4 separate regions of the Homo sapiens genome follow, and regions 1, 2 and 3 are each linked to region 4. Evidence: chromatin contacts called from ENCODE Hi-C or POLR2A ChIA-PET data. All regions are on one chromosome and are shown on one strand. Each heading gives the region's core, a stretch centred on a gene start or an enhancer-like site at or near the end of the contact. The rest is flanking DNA. Distances are from core to core; before and after follow the strand shown. Region 1 holds the start of APBB2 (amyloid beta precursor protein binding family B member 2). Region 2 holds the start of KLF3 (KLF transcription factor 3). Region 3 holds the start of TLR6 (toll like receptor 6). Region 4 holds the start of N4BP2 (NEDD4 binding protein 2).

Region 1 (5,915 bases), core at 1,639-4,138, 1.2 Mb before region 4:
GCCTTTGGTTTGTCTAAATAAAGAAGTCATTTATTTCTCTGGGCCACAGAGAGGTAAATGTCATCTGTAAAGTCTAAGAGTTGATCTTGATTTGATTCTAGAATGGTCTTGAGGTATCCTTCCAAATAAAATTCCTTGGATCTGCCTCCTTCCCCCAACTCCCTAGGAGGACCTTTGGCCTTAAGGGACTTAAGAGAGGTCAGTTTTATCTACTGTTCACAGCGTTTACTTCCATGCTTTAAAAAACATGCTCTTGGAATATTCTTGGATATTTCATTTCCTTGGAAAACAATTAATGGGTGAGTCAGCATGAAGAAAAAAACCCACTCACAATAGATATAAAAATTGCATGAAGTGGTGAAACGAGAAATGATTTTCTTTGTAAACTGAAATGATGAGGTATGCAGAAACCAATTACGTATTTATAAAATGAGCGCGCGGTGGGAAAGCTTTATGTAGCAAAGCTAAAGTGCTGTTACATATTTAGCAAGACAGAGGGCATGGAGATTCCTCTCCATACTGCCTTAAAACTGCTGTTAAACGTTCCTTTCAGTGAGAGAGACAATGTGTTGGGAGGCGGACGAAGGAAGGAAGCAAGGGAAGGGTCAAAGCCTTCCCTCCGGCCCCGATCAGTCCCCTCTGTAAATTCATAATTAAGGGAATTTCCTCCTGCAGCTGCGCAACGCTTGGTGGCCGTTTCGACGTCACTGTCAGGGCATTTCAGGGATTTTGTGTGCCCAGGCAGTGACTTCCCGACTTCTCCGGCGTATCCCCGACGGGGCGCAGAACACCGCCCGTGGCGAAGTCGGGCCGGGGGAGTTTGGGAACCCGTCCCCGGGAGCTCAGCGGCCAGAGGAGGGCGCGGAAGTGTTTCCTGGGTGAGCGCGGCAGCGGGACCCGTTTCCGGAAGGCTGATTGCATCAGGTGTGGAGCAGGGCGCCTCCTCGGCCCAACCTGGCGGCCTCTGCGCCTGCGCGCGCCGCCCCGCCCCCCCCCCCCCCCCCCCCCCCGCCGCCGCGGACTCCACCGCGGGTTTTCCTCTCCGTCGGGAAGAGACCGACCTGGGAGGGGCAGGCTCCGCTCACCTACCCCGGACCCCCGAGAGAGAGCGGGGTGGCCAGGCCGGGTTCCGGGGATCTGAGGGGAGCTGTGAGGTCCGGGAATAGAGTGCCTTGGAAAGAGGACCCGTCTGCAAGGTTGGAGGCTGGTCGATCTCCGCTCCTGACGGGAATGGTGGTCTTGGGCTGGTTTCCTTGCCTCTTTGGCCTTGAAGATCACAGACTAAGAACCACAGGCTCTCCAGTTCAGAGAGCCTGTATTTTCCCCAAGAGGTCTACTGTGGCCCTCGACTGTCCTTGGTCCACGGACGTGTTAGGTGGATCTTGGGGTGCAGAGACTCAGTCCCAAGAGTAAACACTTTTCATGAATTTATAGGGATTTCTCTGTGACAGTATTGTTTTTATGTTGTAGGAAGGAGGGACATGATTGCTGGCCTCCAGCTCGGTCTGAGGGAGATAATTGTTAATTGGAGAGGTTATTGGAGTGCAAAAGTCAGAAACCACCTTCCACAAGGCAGCCCCCCTCCCATCCCTTCGTAACAACCTCACTGAGTCTGCATGAGGGTCCCTCTATACACTCTATTCGCACCTTGTGCATTTCCCTCCCAGCACTCTACCTGTTTGAAATAACCGTTTTGAGTGATTATTTGATAGGTGTCTGTCACCCGGCCGGACTATAAATTCCATGAAAGCAGGGGCCTGGGCTTTTAAATTCACCACTATCCTCAGGCCTAGTACAAGACCTCGTGGATCCTTAATAAACTCATGTAGGAAAGAATAAAGTAATGCCCACCCCACTGCATAGAGTCCTCATAGGAAGAATCACGTGAGTTTTTAATTCGAGATCCTTGGTAGGACTGTGTGTGTGTGTGTGTATGGGTAGGGTTCTCTAAAGTGTATAGTCCTCACACCAGCAGCATCAGCATCCCATGGGAACTTGTTAGATATACAGATGCTTGGGCCCCACCACATATCTACCCATTCAGAGACACAGATTGGGACTCAGGGATTTGTACTTCAGCAAACCCTCCAGGCGATTCTGATCCAGGCTCCAGTTTGACAACCGCTGCCCTGGTGAAGAGCAATCCTAAGGATACTTTGGGGATGTCATTCACAGCGTCTGGGGCAGAGCACGGTTTACCGTTTACTGAGACTCGACTCTTATCAGGGCTTTGTTTGCACGCTTACAATTAGAGTTATAGATAATATTATTGGCAATGGAAAGGAAAACCTCCTTTTCCTCTCCGGCAGTTGTATCTCTCCCCTGATATTATCTTGTGATTTCCGGATCAAAGAAGAGTGTGTGTGCGGCATATGCCTGGGGGTGGGGATAGGAGGTAGAAGGAAGGAGAAGGTGTCGCCTACAACTTGCAGTTAGCCTGGGTGGGTGTGGGCAGCTCTCCTGTGGGGACATTTTCCTATTGCAAGGGAATGCTGGCGTGTGGGAGAAAAGCCAGGGCTAAGGTAACCCAACTGCCTTTTGGTGCAGACAGACACCAGCCACACGGAGGGGATACCCGGGCTGCACTGCACGTCCTGCCTTTGGGTCTTACTGGGGGACCCATTGCCTCCCTGCGTGTTCCCAGGCGATTGGGGAGGGTGCCTCCCGCAGGCCCTGCCGCCTCCACCTGCAGGGGTCGCCCTGGGAGCGCGGCCCGCCTCCTTCTGCCCGGCCCCCACCCCCCGGCCCCGCCTTTCTCCCATTCGGCCCCCTCCCCGCCGGGTCCCTCCAGCCTTCCCTCGCGCAGCCGCTGCCAAAGCCTGGAGAAGTGGAATCTCGTCAGCGCCGCTCCCTGCGCGGGACTCGCGGAACGGCACTGAGCATGCTCAGTTGCCGGAGCCCGTTCTGGTCTCAAGTAGGAAGCTAGTGCGCTGTAACCGCATCTGATCTGGGCGCTCCGGGAAGGGCGAGACTGGAGCAGAGCCGCTGGGCGCCGGAGCCGAGGCGAGCGCCGCGCGCACCACTGGTGAGCCCAGCTTTCTTCCTTGCCTTTGCCCCGGATTCCGGGGCAGCACGAGAGTGCTGGGGAAACACCCGGGTAGCGGCAGCAGCGTGCGGCGAGCGGCTGCGGGTTCCCCCGGCGGCTTCTCCTCTGCTCCCGGCCCCGGGGCTCCGCGGCCACTGCTGCCCGCTCAGCCGCAGCCACACCTGCAGCAGCTGCCGCGGCATCTGCAGCGGGGCGCCTGCTGCGGAGTCCCGTGCGCCCTGCGCCCGCGCCGCAGGGCCAGTGGCACGGCGACTGCGGGCTCACTCTCCTTGACTTCCATCCCTCCCGCTTCCCGGCGCCCTCTTTCCCTCAGCAGCCCCGGCTTGGCAGGGCCTGGGGCGGGGGAGACCGGGTTGGAGGCGGTGCGCCCGGGTGGGGACTGCAGAGGGGAAAAGTGAGGGTGGGCGCCTGCGGGAAGAGCGCACACCCCCTTGTCCTGGCACCGGCCTCCGCTGTGCCGCTCGGCTGTCTCTCCTGGGCGGCAGCGCGCTCCTGCCGGGGAGTTGGAGCCGGGGTTGGCTTCTCCACGAGGGGTTCAGAGGCCAGCCCATGAGACATGAAAGGGGGGAAAAGTTCCTTTTCCCCCTCGGTGGCAGAGAGAGCGTTTAACTAGAAAATGGCTGTGCATAGGGGACCGACTCCAGGAAACTGGCCACTGGGACCCGAAAGCCCCTGCGCTGCCCACCGGGCGGAATGGAGGGTGGTACGCTAGAAATGACATTTGTGCGGCGAGAACAGAGCTGGACGGAGGGAAGGATGCTGAGACCCATAGAAACAATGAAAGGTGGTCTTCACGTCGGTGAAGTGGTGTAGACTACGGGTTCGGGGCAAACAGCCGAGGGAGCATGGGACTAGAATTCAAAAAAATAAATTAATTTGGATAAATCATATGTGGAGTTGTCACCGACCGTTCTGTAGTCAAGTTCTGCGCGGTTTTAGAGCCACGACTGTCACAGACGTTTTTGGATGGATTGAGTGGTTGAGGAGGGTTAAAATTGAGAGGAGAATAAGGTCAGTGTCGGAAGCTCCAACTGGGCTCTCGGAGGGGACAGTTTGTTTAAGTCCCTCAGTCACTGGCTTTACATTGTGTCTAATTACTTACGTGAAATACCCAAAGGATTATCATAAAATGATGCCATCGGTGGTGTTTGAATTCCAAGGAATGAGGAAACTTTGTGAGGTTGGCATGGGTTTATCATTTGTTTTAATATTTCACTGATTTAAAAAAAACAAACACAATGGCAGTTTGATCTGTTGTTTCTGGAGTTTACTCTCTTAAATCTTGCTTTTTTTTTTTTTCTTGTCATGGTTTCAGATTTAAAATCTTGTCCCCAAATGGCCATAATAATGCAGAGTATTAGAATTTGTGTGGCTGGCCTTTTAGGAACAGATGGAATCCTTGAAAGGGGATTTCTTCATGAACTTAGGTAGCAACCTTCTCGTTTTCAACTTGTAGCTTGTAAGCAATATTTGTTCAACAGTTGTTTATCATAACTTGCAACATCCTAGAAATGGCATCGTTCGTGAAGGATGGTATTTGTGGCGAGAATGGGGAAACCTCCAGGCTGGGGAAATGCCGAGAGAACACAGGTGGCAGTAGAGTACAGTGGGTTGATCATAGGGCGGAAGGTGGTGGGGTACAAGTACAAGATTTCAATTGCTGTTCTTTCGTTGTCCATGTACTGTATGACCCCGAAGTCACCGACAGTCTTCGTAAACTGGATGTAACCACGTCTCTAGATATTTGCTGAGAGCCTTTGAGAGACGACTCTAAAGTTGAGATCCTTTCCACAGAAGGTTTTTAGGTCCTATGCTTTTATTCCCTCTTCTAATGGATACTTTTAACTGAATAAATTCACCTTCAAGGAGCCAATGTGAACTGGCTTTCTGAAATTTTTATAAAGTGGTAATTGAAAAGCTGGATGGTGAGGTGGGAGGATTGCTTGAGCCTAGGAGTTTGAGGCTGTAGTGAGCTATGATCACGCCACTGCACTCCAGCCTGGGCAACAGAGTGAGATCCTGTTTCTGAAAAAAAGAAAGCTTGATGAGCTAAAGTGCAAAATACTGGTGTTTACACTTAGCTGGAGTAATGTGAATACTGACTCCAAAATTACTTGGGAAAAAACTATTGCATATATTGTAAGAATCCACATGTACAAACATAAAATATTTTTAAACTGGTACTTTTTGTCATGTTTCAACCTTTTGATGACTGTTTTCTTTTCCTGCCACCAGAAAAACAGCATATGAACATTGAATTCTTTTATTTTTCTGTTACCACAGGAATGAATACTGAAAGCCTTGTCATAATATTAGAATAATGATGTGTGTGGACTATCCTGAGTACTGGATATCTAAATTTATCTTTTAAGAAAAATGGAAGGGAGAGCATCAGGAAGAATAGCTAATAGATACTGGGCTTAATACCTAGGTGATGGGTTGATCTGTGCATCAAACCACCATAGCACATGTTTACCTGTGTAACAAATCTGCACATCCTGCACACGTACCTGGAACTTAAAAGTTGAAGGAAAAAATAAGAAAAATGGTATGTCGTGTCTCTGTACCTTTTTCAATTTCATTTTAAAAATAGACAATACCTGGCCGGGTACGGTGGCTAACACCTATAATCACAGCACTTTGGGAAGCTGAGGCGGGCAGATCACTTGAGGTCAGGAGTTTGAGACCAGCCTGGCCAAGAGGTAAAACCCCCGTCTCTAAAAAAATACAAAAATTAGCCGGGTGTGGTGGCTCCCGCCTGTAATCCCAGCTACTGGGAAAGCTGAGGCAGGAGAATCACTTGAACCTGGGAGGTGGAGGTTACAGTGAGCCAAGATCGCGCCACTGCACTCCAGCCTGGGCAAAAGGG
Region 2 (6,200 bases), core at 109-2,608, 1.4 Mb after region 4:
AGAAGGTGAGCAATTTCCAATTTCCGTTTAACTTGACTTATTAAAAATAAGTCTCATTCACATTCTTCTAGTATTATTGTATACTGCTATAAAATTTAAACCAGAAAAGTGCTTCTCCTTGTCAGTAGCTATCTGCCCAAAAAAATGAATATGACAATTCCAGATCTCATCTGCCATCTCTAAGAAAGCCACTTGGAAATGTTAGGTAGGTCCCATGGGTCCTGATCCAGGGATCTGTCCCTGGGTCCCCATCAGGCTCGGCTGCAGGCAGTTGCCTAAGGCGTCTTCCGCCTTCAGCCACGCTGCAATCCTTGCTCCAGGCACTGCGGCAGGTTCTCTCCATGCCCCCAGGAAGACTCTCCAAACCCGACCAGCTCATTTCTCCTGCCCCGGAGGATCCAGACGCCCTGGCAGCTCCTGGGCTCCAGAACCGAGAATGGGATGCTGCCTCCAATCCCAATTGCCCTAAGTTTCTTTCCAGAGGGCCGGGAGACTGCTCCAAGTTTGCTGTGGCGGGCGAGCGGCCGCGCGCCGTGTCCTGGGAGGGGGGCGGCGGGGGGCGCGGGCGGAGGGAGGGGAGGGGAAGGACGCGGGAGCCTGGGTTGTGGTGGTGGTGGGGGGGCACCGGGAGGGGGAGGAGCAGGAGCGCGCGGCCGCGGCGCTACCTTTCTCCAAACAACGTTGCCACACGCGGAGAGCACGGAGATTTCTGGGGCTTTGGAGGGAATCGTGAGCGGGCGGGAGGAGGCCGGGGACCACACAGGTGAGCCCCCGCCCGCGCCCTGCCCGGGACGGCGGCGGGCGCTGCCAGCCCCGCTCCCCCGCACCCGGGGTCCGCACGGTGCCTCGCCTCAACCCCTCACTTTTCACCGCGAACCCGTGACCCCCTCCTCCTTGCTTGCTCTCCGCCCCCACCCCGGCTAAGTGTAGCCGCCACACTTTCCCAAGCCCGCAGGCGCCCCCCCCAACACCAGCGCTGCACCCCCGACCCATTCCCCGCGGCCCCCTCCAGGAGAAAAAATGAAACCAGACTGGCCGAGGAGGGGGGCGGCAGGGACCAGGGTGCGGAGCAGAGGTGAGGGAGACGGGACTTACTTTGCGAGGCGCGGTGCAGGGCGCCGCCGACGAGAAATAAAGGCCCCGATACGGGCTGCCTGGAGCCCCCCGAGCGCAGCAATGTCAGGGCTCCAGTCCGGGCGGCGTTGGCGGCCGCAGGGGACGGGGACGGGCGCGCGTGCGGCGGGCGCTCTCGCTGCGCTCCGGCTCGGGCCCCGGCTCCGCGCGGCTCCGCTCCTGGCTCCCCTCTGGCTCCTGGCACCAACTCCGGGCAGTCACATGACGCCGGCGCCGCTCGCTCTGCGAGCCTCCCGGGGCTGGCGGGGTAAGTAGAGGCTGGGACCCGGGGTGGGAGGGTCAGGGAGGGGAGAGGGAGCCGCCGCGGCCGCCCGGGCTGGGCGGGTCCCCACCCACTTGGGTGGAGGCAGCCGCCGGAGGGGTCGGCCGAGTCACTCGCGCAAACACGCACCCCGCCCTGCGCCCTTCCCCCGCCACCCCCGCCTCCCGCGCCGCCTCCGCCCCGCCCCGCCCAGTCACCCGGGGACGGCCTGACAGACACTCATTATTCCCCGGAGCCGGGCGCCGCCCCGCCGGCCCAACCTGTCCCACGAGGCGCGGCGCGGCCGTGGGGCTGGGCGTGCGCGGCGCGGCCTCCGCCCCCCGCCCGCGTCCCCGCCCGCGTCCCCTCCCCGCGCCCTCCTCCCCGGAGTCCGCGCCCCGCCAGCCCTCCCGCCCGGCCCAGCCGCCGCGCCGCCGCCCGAGCCCGGGGGGAAGGAAGGGCGGCGCTGCCCGCTCCGGGCGTCACACGGCTGCGGCCCGCTGCGCTGCTTCCAAAACACACAGCCGGGCTCGCGGGCGAGCCGAGGCGGGGGGCGCGGGCTGCCAGGGCCATCGATCAGCCGGCTCCAGCGGGAAGGGCGGCCCCGGGCGCGGCGGGAAGGGCTGGGCCCCGCGGCCGGCGCGGCGCGGCGCGGCCCCTCCTCGGCTGAGCGCACTCAGCTCACTGCAAGAGAAAAGCCGAGCCGAGGCGGCCGCGGTGCAGGAGCGAGTGGGCCGGGCGGGTTCGGGAGGGGAAGAGCGGCCGCTGGGGCGCGCCGAGCCTCCCTGGCCCCGAGTCGCCGGGGTCAGGGGACACCCTGTAGGCGCGCTCTTTCTTTGTGCCCTGGGGCGACGGGTCCCCCTGGCCGGCGGCCCAGGCGGCGCCCCCCACCTCGTGGGACTTTTCTTTGAAGGCCCGGAGACCCCTGGGGCAAAACTCCCACGGGCCAGGCCTGCCGCTGGAGCTAAAAAGCGGCATTTGCGCAGTTGGGCTTGCCTGGAAACTTGGCAAACTTTGGTCGGATCCTCCCCTGCAGAGCGAGGGCCTGGCCTGGCGACCCCCTCATTTCAAGTCGCTTCTAGGGACCTAGCGCCCTAAGCTCAGTGGCCTTCAGGGTGCTGCGAGCGAGCGGGGCGGCACAAAAGCGCGTTCGGTCCAAGCCAGGCCCCTTCGAGGACTTTGTGTAGATTGGTACCTAAGTTTAATGCCTTTTGAGTTTCTTTTTAAACAGTATTAATGTAATAATTAATGTAATAAAAAGAACAAAGGACGAATTCGTTCGATTGTTTTAAGTTCTGTGTAATGTTTAAAACCGCCCCTGCTTCAGTGTATGGCTTATTATTGCTTCAAGATGTTTTAAAGGCCCTTTAAGTTGACCCATCTCGCTTTGATGCTTCATCCAGACATCGTGCTGCTTAAAACGGAGTGATAATAGTATATTTCGAGCCGCTTCATGTAGCTACACAGTATTGTAAAATTAGTACTCGGTAACCTCAAGTAGTGAAATCGCATATTTTAAATAACGCAAGTCCAGGAAAGGCCACGTGGAGGATACCCAGAACCGACGCCGGCTCATGGGACGTCGTGCTGTCCCATAAGCTTCATCTTTAAAATGTAAAGGGTGTGAGTTTTTTTTTTCTTCATAATGAATAAAAGACATTCCAGAAAAAAAAAGAGTTGGATTCGTGTCAATTACTAATTGCCATTTATTGATCACTGACATCATTAAATGGCTGATTGGCTGCCTTAAGGTTTGCATTAGCGGAACACCGTGCTAGGAATGGCTGGTGAAACTGGCTCATAGTAGGTGCTCAAAAAAGTACGTTTTTTTCTCCAGGGACACAGTGACGAGAACTTGAAGCACATAAACCATGTTTTTTACCTTGTTCATGTGGGTGTGGACGCAAAGGGGAAGAGCGAAATAGGCCTGTCGGAGAAAAGTGTGACCCAAGATAAGAAGGGAGTGGTTTTGATATGGAAGGGGCAGGCGGCAAAGGAGAAGAAAAGCCATTTTAAACAGTTAATTAGTGAACACTGTGTTCGGTGCCCTGTGGGAAGCTGCTCAAATGCAACTTGTCGGAAATGAATCTATCTAGTGCTGGGTAGCTCAGTGAAGGACACCATCATTCTTCAAAGTGCCCAACAGGGTGGGGCGCGGTCGCTCACGCCTGTAATCCCAGCACTTTGGGAGGCCGAGTTGGGTGGATCACTTGAGGCCAGGAGTTCGAGACCAGTCTGGCCAAGTTGGCGAAACATCGTCTCTACGGAAATTACAAAAATTAGGCATGGCGGCGCACGCCTGTAATCCTAGCTATGTAGGGAGGCTGAGACAGGGTGATTGCTTGAATTCAAGAGGTGGAGGTTGTAGTGAGCTGAGATCATGTCACCACTGAACAGAGTGAGACTCTGTCAAAAAAAAAAAAAAAACCAAAACAAAACAAAAAAAAAACAAAACCCCAACAGAAGCACCTAAGCCTTTCTTCTCGCTAGCAGGGCATAGCCCATGTTTCACTGAGTCCTGGACCTCCTTGGTCACTACCCACTCTCTGGCCACTATGCTGGCCCAGCCTGTTGCCACCATGTCTTGTTGGTCATCCTGTCATCCTGTTTGTAGTATGGGCTGAAGCATGAAAAAGGCATTGGAGCACGGGAGTAAGAGTGCCCTTTCCAAAATGCAAGCCTGATCGTGTCAGTCCCTTCAATGGCTTCCCATAGGATGAAGTCCTAAGCTTTCCACCCCTGCTGGCCTGGCCTCTGCCTGTCATTACAGACACTTCTTCCTCTTCTCTCTTCCTACTCTTTTCCAGCAACGCTGAACTTCTTTCCGTTCCTTTCTTCCAACTCTCTCTTCCCACCTCTGGCCCTTTGCACATGCTCATTTTTCTAGGTAGAAAAGCCTTGTCTTCTCAACCTGACCTCTACTCCCATTTCCCTAAATTCTATACATCGTTTCAGTCTTGACTTAAATGACATTTTCTCCAAATATGTATTCTCTCACTGCACCTTTGGACAAGTTGAGGTGCTCTGGTAACATCTAGTGGGGCGTGATGGGAGATGTTTGGGTCATGGGAGTGGATCCTCCTATTTCCCCTCTTGTAACACTTTCCGTTCTTGTAGTTGGCTATTTAATGATCTCTCTGTGGCACTAGACTGGAAACTCTATGAGGGCAGGGACCTTGTCTTTTCAGCAAAAATGTATTCCCAGGGCCCAGATGTTCAATGAATATTTGTCAAAGGAATAAATGTGGTTTATGAGTTGCGAGGAGGGAGGAGTCATTCTGAGCTGAAGAGGTGAGTGGGGGCTATAGGGAGGCAAGTGGCAGTGAACTATACCTCCATCAGTCCAGGGGCTTTGAAATGGTGAAGAGGAGGGAAGAGGGAGTTACCCCCCCTGAGTGCTTTTAAGCAACAGAGTGAGATAGTAAAAGCGATGCCTGGGTCTTTTTAAAATTCCTAACACTAGCACAGTGCCTGGAACATGGTCAGGTGTTCAGTAAATCCTACATGACAATCTCAAGTGTGATCTTTGTGGTAGCTGCTTTGCGCTTTTTCCTTGCTGACAGCAGGCCAGTCTGGTTTAGGTGTGGGAAGCCTATCCTCAGTGGAGGATACCCATGCCTGGTCCCAGCAGAGGAACCCTGGTTACTCCCAGCCAATCCCAGTGTCTTTTGCCAGTGACTGGTTGGAGGGTAGGTATGCAACCTAGTTCTAGCAAGTGGGACATGAAGGGAAGTGTGCTGGGGTTTTTTTCCTGATACAAGGAAATCCCCAGACCTGCTTTGGAAGCTGTTAGGTGAGGATGTGATGCTTGAAGCTGTAGTAGCCATCTTGTATTCGTGAGAGAAAGCCAACGTTTCCGTTTCCATGTGGATAGTTTTTTTTTTTTTCAAGTCATTCTGTTTTCAGCTCAAATGTTGCCTCCTCAGGAATGACTTCCTTGACCACACAATTTAAAACATACCCCCCTTCCTCTTTGCTATGGTTCAGATATTTGTCCTTTCCAAATCTCGTGTCAAAATTTGATCCTCAGCGTTGGAGATGGGGCCTGATGGGAGGTGTTCGGGTCATGGGAGTGGATCCTTCATGGATAGATGAACACTCTCCCTGAGGATGGGGAATAAGTGAACACTTCCTATGTTAGTTTCGGAGAAAGCTGATTCTTGAAAAGAGCCTGGGCTAGGCCTGGTGGCTCACGCCTGTAATCTCAGCACTTTGGGAGGCCGAGGTGGGCAGATCACCTGAGGTTAGGAGTTTGAGACCAGCCTGGCCAGCGTGATGAAACCCCATCTCTACTACAAATACAAAAAAAGATAGAAGCCAGGTGTGGTGGTGGGCGCCTGTAATCCCAGCTACTTGGGAGGCTGAGGCAGAAGAATCGATTGAACCTGGGAGGCGGAGGTTGCAGTGAGCTGAGACTGCACTGTTGCACTTCTGCCTGGGCAACAAGGGCAAAACTCTGTCTCAAAAAAAAAACAACCGAGCCTGGCACTTCCCTCCTGGCTCTCTTGTTTCTCTCTTGCCCTGTGATCTCTGCACACACTGGCTCCCCTTCACCTTCTGCCATGCAAGGAAGGAGCCTTCCAACCAGCAGAACAGTGAGCCAAATAAATGTGTTTTCTTTATAAGTTACCCAGCCTCAGGTGTTTCCTTTACAGCAACACGAAATGGACTAATATGCCCATTCATTGTTTAGTCATTGTCCTATTTTCTTTTCTTTTTTTGTATATCGTTAACTAAAAACCCCCTTTCTTTTTTTGTTTATTTGCTACCTTTTTTTCTTATTAGGATGTGAGCTCTGTGAGAGCAGGGACATTGTTTTATTCAC
Region 3 (6,217 bases), core at 408-2,907, 1.2 Mb after region 4:
TGCTGGGATTACAGGCATGAGACATCGTGCCCAGCCTGCACCTTGATTTTCTTCACTTCATAGTATATCCTGAAATCTTTACCCCTCAGCATACAAAAAAACTATATGATTTGCACCAAACTCCTTACTATTATGACTTCTCTTCTGTGTCAGTCACTATTCCAGCCACTTTAAATTCATTATCTTTCCTAAAAGTACTCCCATTTTGTGGATGAATAAATGGAGGTTAAGGGACTTGTCCCAAGCCTCACAGTAAGTGGCCAAGTGGAGGTTCGGCCCAGTACTGTCTGTTTCTTTGTTTGCTTAACTGTCATTGCCATCTTCGCTATTACTTGATTTTTGTGTTTTTGTCATCCCCTTACAGACGTTTCTGAGTTATGACAGCCTCGACAAGAATAGTCTCCTTGTTTCTGAACATTGGTGTTGTGATGCAATCTCCTAATGAGACATGTCAATGTGCCCAGATCTGCAGTGATAGTTGTCTGTTTTCTTAAGACTTTAGTCCACGGTTACTTGAAATTCCCTCAGAGCCACAGCCAGCCCTTTCCCTTGGCTTGTTTCACAAATCTGGTTTTCCAGGGTCACAGATACCTGCTGCTTTCTGGCTGTCTCCTTTTGCCAGTGGAGCAGAGATCCATCCACTCCTTACTGAGCCTCCCCAGGCCTGAGGAGACTTCCTGTTATGTTTGATGAGTAAGGATGAATCACAAGAAGCCAGCCTTTCTCTTCCTCCTGAAAGCAGAAGTGATTCTTACGGAGATGTCCAACTTTGTCATTAGCCAAATTGTAAGGTCTTAACTTGTTGTTGTTTTTTTTTTAATAAAGATGAGATTGTGCCAGACAGTGAGATAAATTATAGAATGATTGTTTCACTCATGCCTTCTGTCCTTTGCAGAACTCAGTTAAGCAAGAAGTCTGGGGAAAAGGGTTTACTGTCCACCAGAAGTCTCTGTTTAACCAGAGACTTCTGGTAATCAGCCTTTGTTGATGTCATTCTGAAATTCTTCTAAATGGTCTTTAGAAAATTGATTTTTAAATTAGTCTTGCAGGATTTCAGTGTTATTTATTATTCCTAAATTAAAATCTAAACCATTTAATAACACCAAATGTTGATCAGAATGTGGGTATGATTGCTCGTACATATGGCTAAATATGTAGTCATAAATATGTATCAACCAGTAAACTTTCCTTAGAAGTTGATTTTTAAAAAAAAACCCAAATTGTGGAACTATACTTATTTTATTTTAAACTATCTCATCCAGCTAAAATAATGCTCAAAATTGCTTGATAAGGGAAACTGCAATTATTCTTGAAATGTTAAATATGGTGATAATAGAAAACAGGCTGTTTAAAATAACTTTCCACTCAGGTGACAAATGTAATAACCAGGCTGCAAACTCTTACAGAGAAATATTACCTTAGAAAAATATTTTTCTTCACATTGAATTGTTTGTAAGTTGCTTCCTCACACGAATTAGAAAATTGGATTACTGGTTTTGTCTGTAGCCCAGAAAAAACTGCTAACTCACCTCCGGACCTTTGAAAGGTAAAAATATACGTAGGAGTAATTCCAGTGTGGGCCAACAGATGGCACCAATCTGTTTCTAAGGTACCGCTTTACTCAACTTTAAGAACTTGTGTTTGTCAAGCATTTTCAATTGTATTTCCGTTCATTTACAAGTTATTTTCTCTTCTTCTGAAAAAGAGATCTTGGTAAGTAGAAAGACTTCTGTGGCTTTTTCACATTATGGCACAGGTGCTTCAAGTAAGCAAGTTTGCTAACCATTCATTATATAGGAAATAGGTAATGTTTCCTTGAAATTTTTGCAAAATGATTTGAAGTGGTTTTTTTTGTAGATGTTGCAAATGTCCTTTGAATTTCACGAGCAGGATGAAGAGCAGCGTCTTTACAGCTGTCTTGAAAAGATAGAAAACAACTAGCGCTTGTGGTGATAATTAAGGAACAAAACTAATGTTATTTATTTCTTCTGATTTGGCCCAGCGAATTTTCTCTTTTCGTCTTTCTCTAGTTTATTGTTTTCAGTAACATTTAACAGTAATTTTTATATACCACTGATATGGCACCTATTTATTATATGTTTTTACAGCAGACGTGTGTTTGATCTCCCTTGTCGTTTGTCACTGTAACAGTTTGCTGGTCTGTGTCTGTCCCTAATTCATAAGCTTTTTGAAAGCAGGAATTATGTCAGTCCTATTCATATTTATATCCCTGGTGCCTAGTGCGTAGCATGGCACTGGCAGAAAAATAGACTCTGAATAAACATTTATTAAATGGAGGAAGTGGCCGGGACCAAGCCCCTTCACAAGCTTGAATCTGGCACAGTGTAGCAATTGCCTTCCTCCAGGTCCTTCCACCTTCAGTTTGACAAATGAAACAATGTTTTTCTTGCCTATTTGTTAACTTGATTATGTGATCTTTCCTCCACTTATTTCACTTAATTTTTTTTCTGCTCTCTTCTTCCTTGTAGTTTTAATTTTCATAGGTCTTGTCTACCCTTTTTTTCTGAAATGTAGCTTATTTCATCTATTTCCTCACCCTTTTTATTTGATGCATTTAAAAAATCAAGAGCATTTACCTGTTTATTTTTACTTTCTTTAAAAAACTGTGAACTCTCTAATCTTCCACTCTCATCTTCCCATTTTTCCCTCCTTTTTTCCCAATAAATAGAAAAGTTACTATCTTGTTCATTTAGTGTATTCCCTAGGAACTGCCTCAGGGTATGAACGCCTCTGGAGGAATATTGCGTTTTTGTGGCAGGATACCATAAGGACAGCTGACCAGCTTTTCCACCTGGTGACTGATTTTCAGTCCCATGAACCCAGACACCGTGGGTCTGGTTGCCGGGGACCTGTAGGGTAGGTCCTCATCTGTGAATGCCAGTTATCTACTATTATCTGAAAGTTCTCCATCTTTATATTTTAATATTCCAAATAAAACAAGCACGTTTCTTTAAATATAAAATATTTTCACACAGCTATAAAGACAACTCTTAAATTGCCTTACGATAACTTTTTTGGATTATAAAGGACATTCAAAATGAGACATTTTAGGGATATCTGAAAGTATAAGAAAGAAAATTAAATTCATCTATAATTCAGAGATTCAGAGAACCACTATTATTAGTATTTGGTATATTTCATCACATTGTTTGTCCTCTAGCTTTTACGTATATGTCAGGTTTTAATCATATTTTGCAAAATTAGAGTCTTACTACATATATAATTTTTTTTTTTTTTTTTTGAGACGGAGTCTTGCTCTGTCGCCCAGGCTGGAGTGCAGCGGCACGATCTCGGCTCACTGCAAGCTCCGCCTCCCGGGTTCACGCCATTCTCCTGCCTCAGCCTCCCGAGTAGCTGGGACTACAGGCGCCCGCCACCACGCCCGGCTAATTTTTTTGTATTTTTTTTTAGTAGAGACGGGGTTTCACCGTTAGCCAGGATGGTCTCGATCTCCTGACCTCGTGATCCACCCGCCTTGGCCTCCCAAAGTGCTGGGATGAGAGGCGTGAGCCACTGCGCCCGGCCATAATTTTCTATTACTGTATTCATTTAACATTATCATTTTTTCAAAGTACAGTATTTGAGGCTATTATTTAATTATACATAACTGATTTAATCATTTTCTACACTAGACATTCTGATTTTTTCAATATTTCATTATGTCATGAGTATCCTTATAGTCATATCTTCTGTGTGTTATTTTTGACTATTTCTTTAGAAAATTCCTTGTAGTGGAATTGCTAAAATAAAGGAAGGTATATTTTTAAGAAATTTATGTAAATTACCAAATTACCCTTTAGAAAGCTTGTACTAATTTTTCATTCCTGCCTAAGTAGTAAATGAGGGTTCTTATTTTAGTTTCCACCTACCAACCTGGATATTATATTTTTTAATTTTCCCTATTTGATAGGTGAAAAAAAAATCTTGCCTTTTAAAAAATCTTTTAAGAAACAAGAGTCCTCCTTTGACCCCCTTCCTCTTTTTATGCTTAAATATCTTATAGTAAAAATAACAGGCATTCTGGAAACCTATTTCTAAAAGCTTTATTCTCTATCTCTAAAAAAATTACATTTTCCTAAAATAGCCAAATAACATTATAAAAAATTACAATTTATTTCTTAATAGCATCTAATGGCTGGTCCATCATAGAATCTGCCCCTCCTTCTGTTACTGAATATGTTTTATAGCAAGTCTGTCTTAACTGAGATCTAATCCAAGATCATGAGTTTCATCTAGATGTTATGTGCTTTTTTGATTTAACGTGCTGTTTTATTTTTTGTGAGATTGCACATTATTCATATTATTGGCAATTGATTTTTGGCAAATTATTCAGTAAATAGTACAGTAAACTTAATTTTGAATGTTAAAAGTTTGAAAAATATAGATAAAAACTAAGAGGAAAATAAAGTTCCATTATAATCTTACTGTGCAAAGATAATTACTGTTCATATCTTGGTATGTATCTTATTAATTTTTCTACTTGCATAGGTACATATTTACTTTGGTACTTTTTAAATAAACTGCTTTTTGTCACATATAGTGAAAATATTTTCATGCAATTCGATTTTTATTATTTTTAAAGGCTACATAGTACTATTTAATTATACAGAGATACTAAAATTTATTTGATAACCTGCTATTTTTGGATAATTGAGGGATTTGTTTTCAAAATAGAATTTATTTTTGCCAGGAGCAGTGGCTTGTACCTGTAACCCCAGCTCCGTGGGAGGCTGAGGTGAGAGGATGGCATGAGCCCAGGACCTTAAGCTATGATTGTGCCACTGCACTCCAGCCTGGGCAGTGGGACAAAACCCTGTCTCTTAAAAAGAAAGTGTTTAAGAAAATAGTAATGATAATAATTTATTTTGTGACGGCCACTTTATTGTAGTCTTTTATTGGTGCTAACATTTTTTCAATGACTTCTCTTTGGCTTTCCACATTGACAGTCTTATAATCTAAAAATAATAATGATTTTCTTTCTTCATTTCAGTATTTCTTCCTGTCATTTTTTTTCTTTATTACAGTGGTTAAAACTTCCGGAAAGAACAATGTGTGCATTCTTTTTTTTTTATTATTATACTTTAAGTTCTAGGGTACATGTGCACAACATGCAGGTTTGTTATATATGTATACATGTGCCATGTTGGTGTGCTGCACCCATTAACTCGTCATTTACATTACGTATATCTCCTAATGCTTTCCCTCCCCCCTCCCCCCACCCCACGACAGGCCCCAGTGTGTTATGTTCCCTTTCCTGTGTCCAAGAGTTCTCATTGTTCATTTCCCACCTATGAGTGAGAACATGCGGTGTTTGGTTTTTTGTCCTTGCGATAGTTTACGAGAATGATGGTTTCCAGCTTCATCCATGTCCCTACAAAGGACATGAACTCATCCTTTTTTATGGCTGCATAGTATTCCATGGTGTATATGTGCCACATTTTCTTAATCCAGTCTATCATTGATGGACATTTGGGTTGGTTCCAAGTCTTTGCTATTGTGAATAGTGCCACAATAAACATGTGTGTGCATGTATCTTTATAGCAGCATGATTTATAATCCTTTGGGTATATACCCAGTAATGGGATAGCTGGGTCAAATCGTATTTCTAGTTCTAGATCCCTGAGGAATCACCACACTGTCTTCCACAATGGTTGAACTAGTTTACAGTCCCACCAACAGTGTAAAAGTGTTCCTATTTCTCCACGTCCTCTCCAGCACCTGTTGTTTCCTGACTTTTTAATGATCGCCATTCTAACTGGTGTGAGACGGTATCTCATTGTGGTTTTGATTTGCATTTCTCTGATGGCCAGTGATGATGAGCATTTTTTCATGTGTCTTTTGGCTGCATAAATGTCTTCTTTTGAGAAGTGTCTGTTCATATCCTTCGCCCACTTTTTGATGGGGTTGTTTATTTTTTTCTTGTAAATTTGTTTGAGTTCATTGTAGATTCTGGATATTAGCCCTTTGTTGGATGAGTAGATTGCAAAAATTTTCTCCCATTCTGTAGGTTGCCTATTCATTCTGATGGTAGTTTCTTTTGCTGTGCAGAAGCTCTTTAGTTTAATTAGATCCCATTTGTCAATTTTGTCTTTTGTTGCCATTGCTTTTGGTGTTTTAGACTTGAAGTCCTTGCCCATGCCTATGTCCTGAATGGTATTGCCTAGGTTTTCTTCTAGAGTTTTTATGGTTTTAAGTC
Region 4 (4,407 bases), core at 1,908-4,407:
AAAAAAAAAAAAGAATAAGGTTTTGGGTCACAAAGATCTAAGTTTGACTGAAACCTACCTGATACATACATAACACTCCCACACACTAGTCGGGTAACTTTCAGCAACTTTCTTAATACTTCTCAGTCTCTGTCTCCTCCCCTGTAAGAATAGTGCAAATCTCAGAGTTGTAAGAATTAAATACAATCACATATGCAAAGTGCTTAAAACAGCACCTGGTGTGCATGTGTGTGTACATACACATAAGCCACTTCATTACTATGAGGACGAGGGCAATGAGGTTGATAATGATACATGGCTTGATGTATGCTTACTCATTATCAGGCAAGGTAGGTATCAAAAAAGTGTTCAATCTAAGGCCAGGCGGGGTGGCTCATGTCTGTAATCCTAGCACTTTGGGAGGCCAAAGCGGGCGGATCACTTGAGGCCAGGAGTTACAGACCAGCCTCACCAACATGACAAAAACCCATCCCTACTAAAAATACAGAAGTTAGCCAGGTGTGGTGTTGAGCACCTGTAATCCCAGCTACTCCAGAGGCTGAGACAAGATAGCGCCACTGCACTCCAGCCTGGGCGACAGAGTGAGGCTCTGTCTCAAAATACATACATACATACATACATAAAAAATGCTCAATCTCTTCTTAAATTCCTAACATAAACTACTTCTAAAGGCATTTAATAGACAACTGATTCTTCCCAAGACTTACAATATGATTTTGCATATAAAAAGCTGAAAGGAAAGCAAAGAAGGTAGATAGCTATTTTTCTGAAATTCATTAACTAATAAATGGTTGCTGCTTTGCATATCAAAAAACATGCATAATCATGGCTAATCATGATGAAAAGGGAGATTTTAAAAGGAAAATAATCAGCGTTTTAAAACGGCCGGGCGGGCGTGGTGGTCACTCCTGTAATCCCAGCACTTTGGGAGGCGGAGGCAGTTGGATTGCTTGAGCTCAGGGGTTTGAGACCAGCCTGGGCAACATGGCGAAACCTCCTCTCTACAAAAAATACAAAAATTAGCCGGGCGTAGTGGCTTTCGCCTCTAGTCCCAGCTACTCTAGGGGACGAGGTGGGAGGATGGCTTGAGCCCAGGAGGCAGACGTTGCAGTGAGCTGAGATAGTGCCACTGCACTCCAGCCTTGGCGATACGGCCAGACCTTGTCTCAAAAAAATAAATAAATAAGATGCAACTATGTAACAGTATTTAGATTTAAAATAAATACTAAAAAAAAAACATGCAACTAGTGATAATATTTAGCTTCTACTGTGTACATACAAGATACTATGCCTACTTTAATATACTTTAATGAAGGAAAAAACATGCCTCTACCATAACTTAAGCCCACTTTTTCTATGAAATACAGTACTTCTATCTCCCCTTCAAATTAACTAAAGTCAACAAGTACACAAACTGGCATTCGTACGTACTGCGTGCTGATTTCAACTGCTTTATTCTTTATTGTTTTACAGGTTAGTCTTTTTTCATTAACTAAATTGTAGCCTCCTTGCAAAAGAGCAGCCATTTATTTCCTATTCTTCCCACCATGTCCACCACTACAGCCCCTCGCTCCTACCCCCCATCCTAGCACGGCACTTAAATAATAAAAGGTCCTGGCAGCGAAACTCAAAACTGTTTATTTCTGACCTTTAGCAGTAAACAATGTTAGAAAGGCAGATGGAACCACGTTTATCAAAACACAGAACACACGATGTTTACATTTCCTAAAGCGCGTCTTTTAGTTAAAATTAAAGGATGAGAGTTAAAACGAGTTACAAAAGACAGCTGGTGTTTGAAAGAAAAACACTGGAAGTAATAAAAACGGAGTGAAAAGGCTGATGTTGGGATTAAAAGAAAACATTTTTTTAATACAGCTGCAAATCAGTCATTGTTTTCTGAGAGGCTAGGTTCATCTCCAGGATTTTCTTCTAGGAGCTCAACCAATGGCCACCTTTACTGAGTTAACCAGTCTCCAGGCAAGCAGCCCTTGCTGATTGGCTCAAAGATGTCGAGTAGAAAAAGCAGCCAATCCTGCCTTCAAGCCAGAACTGTGCCATGGAGACATTACAACCACTGCATGGCGAGAATGTGTACAAACCTGTCCGTGCCACAAATATCAGATCCTAGTTACAAAGACTGCCGCCGAAAGGAAGAGCCTTTGAAGCCAACACTGACACTGACCTGTCATCTACATTCTATTACTCTAGCTCTCTTTCGGAGGGAAAAAAAAAACTATTTTAACCAAAAGCGCATGAGAGATAAACTGTGCCCCCGCTAAGATGACTCACTCTATTGAGGATGAATTTCCAAACGGACGGCTTAGAGAGAGTCCCGATGAGAGAGGGGCTCTAGAAGGGTCCCATTGAGGGACAAAGTTGCAGATGGGGGCAGGGGAGGCGGGACGAGGGCCAAAGACACACAAATGCCGGGGAGGGGAAAGTCTCCCCGCAGTCTCCAAAATCCGAACGTGTGAGTGGCTGTGTGTCTGGACTTGAACTGAGTAAATAAACGGCTCTGCTAGGACTATGTGCTCAGGAAGGTGGCCTGAAGTTCCCAGAAGGCTCCGCCTGGCAAACACCTAAGGCGCCTGGAGGGGCGCAAGGTCAGGTCCCGGCGGGAACAGATCTGGGAGGAAACCTCGGGGGGTCGAGAGGGGTGTGTCTGGGGCCTGGAGGCCCGCCAGGCACTCGGAGGCCAAGGAAGCGGCCGCGGCCCCCGCCTTCGCCCGGCCTCGGGCTGAGCGCCAGGGCCCGCCTCTCGCCGACGCCTCACTTCCCTTCCGTCCGGGCAGCCGGGCCCGCGGGTCAGATCGGAGGCGGCCCGCGCCGGGCCCCACATTCAGGGCTTGGGGGTTCATTCGCCGCGCCGCCCGCCGCTGCTTCAGGCCCTCCGCTTCGGCTCGGAGCCCCGGGACCCCTAACCTCCAGGGCCCTCACCTTGGACCCGCCTCCCTGCCTCCCACCCGCCGCCTTTACCTGCTTCTGGAGCGGGCAGAGGGCGTCGAAGCCGGTGCCGCGTCGTCGAACGCACAACGCGGCGCCGCAGGTCCGCAGCCCTTTCCCGCCGGCGCCACTGCGCTCTCCCGCGCCGCGCAAGGCTAGCAAGCAGCTGCGGCCGCGGGGGAGACACGGCGAGCGCGCCCGGCGGGGAGACACTGCCGCTCTCCGTCCGGCCGGGGAAGAGCAGCCGCGCAGAAGCCCGCCGCGAGAGGGCGGGTGGGCGGCCGGGTGGGGAGGGGTCTCGAGGCGCCGGCAATGGCTGCCACGTCGCCCAGGTGGATCGCCGCCCACCGCCCCCCCCCAAGCCCGCCGGCTGTCCGCCACGACCTCTGCTTCGTCCCCGAGCTCCGCCTCGGCGCGGCGGCCCGGGGGACTTGAGCCCGCGGGCGCTCCCACCTCTCCCGCTCCCGCTCTCCCGTTGGAGAGCAAGCCCTGCCCGGCCGGTTCGGCTGCTTCCGGTCGCCCACCCCCCAAGTCTCGCCCGAGAGCGGGCCGTGGTCCCCACTTTTCTTATCAGGGGGTCCCTGGAGGAGCAAGCCCTTCTTCGAGTGTCGGGTTCTGCTTGGGGGGAAGGCGGGAGCTGTTTGGCGCTGGGGAACATTGCAACAGGCCCGGAATTTTTGCCAAAATAAGCGGCGCGGTAAACCACAGCTGTTTCTAGCCCTCGGCACTCTCCCGAGCCCCAAAAAACAAAACAAACACAAGGTCGGCCTCGCGAGGTGAGGGGAGAAAGGAAAGCAGAGCTGGGACGAGCCCTGACGCGCGCGGGGTCCAGGCTGCAAGTTGGGAGGGACGGCGAGGCGAGCGACCGGCCTCGGCATTGCCTGACTAGGGCCGTGGCCGCTGCGGCGGGCACGGGAACCCGCCTTCTCGCGCGCGGCCCTCCCGCGGGGGGCTTCCGGGCGCGCGGCCTCGGAGCCCCACGGGGAGACAAAGGGGTAGGCGACTGCCACGGGGTGGAGGGAGGCTGCCCAGCCCCATCGGCCCTGCCAGCGTGCGGTCTGAGCTCGGGGAATGTGTGCGCCTTAGCCGGTGGAACCGCAGCCGCTGGCCTTTGCCCCCAGTTCGAGCTTGAGTTTTCGGATGCCAAGAAAAAGCAAAGACGTGCTCTTCCCTCTTGCGACCGCTGTAGTATGAGTCCGTCCCCAAGCCTGCACCATTTTTTTTCTCTCAACTCTGCTTTCCCTGGTTTATTTGTTCTGGGTTCTGATGTGAAATGTTTAGTGTTTTCAGGGTACGCAAATTTTTCACCTTTGCTTTCTGGTTGGTGGTGGTGGTGGTGATGGTAGTGGTGGTGGTTTTGCCTGTTTTTTACTTCCTCCGTCCCCTCCCTTTGCGGTTACTTTTCATTCCACTTGCAGTGGTTTTTCCCAGAATAGAGAAGCGAAATAACCTCATGACAAAGTG

What was found. A loop is a pair of places that touch in the nucleus more often than their neighbours do. ChIA-PET counts read pairs that join two places held with the same protein, here RNA polymerase II (POLR2A). Pooled maps may share reads with other maps.
Region 1: a map of tibial artery shows a loop between it and region 4 (6-fold over the local background). The contact joins the promoter of APBB2 here to the promoter of N4BP2 in region 4. A Hi-C loop is called at or near these places in 3 of 168 maps with a recorded cell type or tissue (prostate gland, sigmoid colon and tibial artery) and 13 of 50 pooled maps. POLR2A ChIA-PET finds 5 or more read pairs at or near these places in 1 of 52 experiments (GM12878).
Region 2: a loop to region 4 is called in a map of dorsolateral prefrontal cortex, with 6 times the contacts of the local background. The contact joins the promoter of KLF3 here to the promoter of N4BP2 in region 4. A Hi-C loop is called at or near these places in 2 of 168 maps with a recorded cell type or tissue (dorsolateral prefrontal cortex and endothelial cell of umbilical vein) and 11 of 50 pooled maps. POLR2A ChIA-PET finds 5 or more read pairs at or near these places in 2 of 52 experiments (activated CD8-positive, alpha-beta T cell and activated T-cell).
Region 3: a loop to region 4 is called in a map of naive thymus-derived CD4-positive, alpha-beta T cell, with 33 times the contacts of the local background. The contact joins the promoter of TLR6 here to the promoter of N4BP2 in region 4. A Hi-C loop is called at or near these places in 1 of 168 maps with a recorded cell type or tissue (naive thymus-derived CD4-positive, alpha-beta T cell) and 9 of 50 pooled maps. POLR2A ChIA-PET finds 5 or more read pairs at or near these places in 1 of 52 experiments (OCI-LY7).

What each region holds. Positions count from the first base shown.
Region 1 is chr4:41,211,515-41,217,429 of GRCh38, reverse strand. It overlaps APBB2 (amyloid beta precursor protein binding family B member 2), which reads left to right and starts at 2,888. Exons shown (of 18, transcript NM_004307.2): 1 at 2,888-3,025. RefSeq lists enhancers at 577-826, 134-948, 4,516-4,595 and silencers at 957-1,006, 2,624-2,793, 3,204-3,513.
Region 2 is chr4:38,659,357-38,665,556 of GRCh38, reverse strand. KLF3 (KLF transcription factor 3) reads right to left here and starts at 1,358. Exons shown (of 6, transcript NM_016531.6): 1 at 1,096-1,358. KLF3-AS1 (KLF3 antisense RNA 1) reads left to right here and starts at 664. Exons shown (of 16, transcript NR_171644.1): 1 at 664-763. RefSeq lists silencers at 618-967, 1,028-1,627, 1,638-1,907, 1,938-2,457, a promoter at 1,096-1,898 and an enhancer at 3,169-3,490.
Region 3 is chr4:38,852,257-38,858,473 of GRCh38, reverse strand. It overlaps TLR6 (toll like receptor 6), which reads left to right and starts at 1,657. Exons shown (of 2, transcript NM_006068.5): 1 at 1,657-1,713. RefSeq lists an enhancer at 9-1,208.
Region 4 is chr4:40,055,600-40,060,006 of GRCh38, reverse strand. N4BP2 (NEDD4 binding protein 2) reads right to left here and starts at 3,157. Exons shown (of 18, transcript NM_018177.6): 1 at 2,977-3,157. It also overlaps the pseudogene LOC344967. RefSeq lists enhancers at 2,096-2,195, 2,296-2,345 and silencers at 2,536-2,885, 2,936-3,395, 3,736-3,945.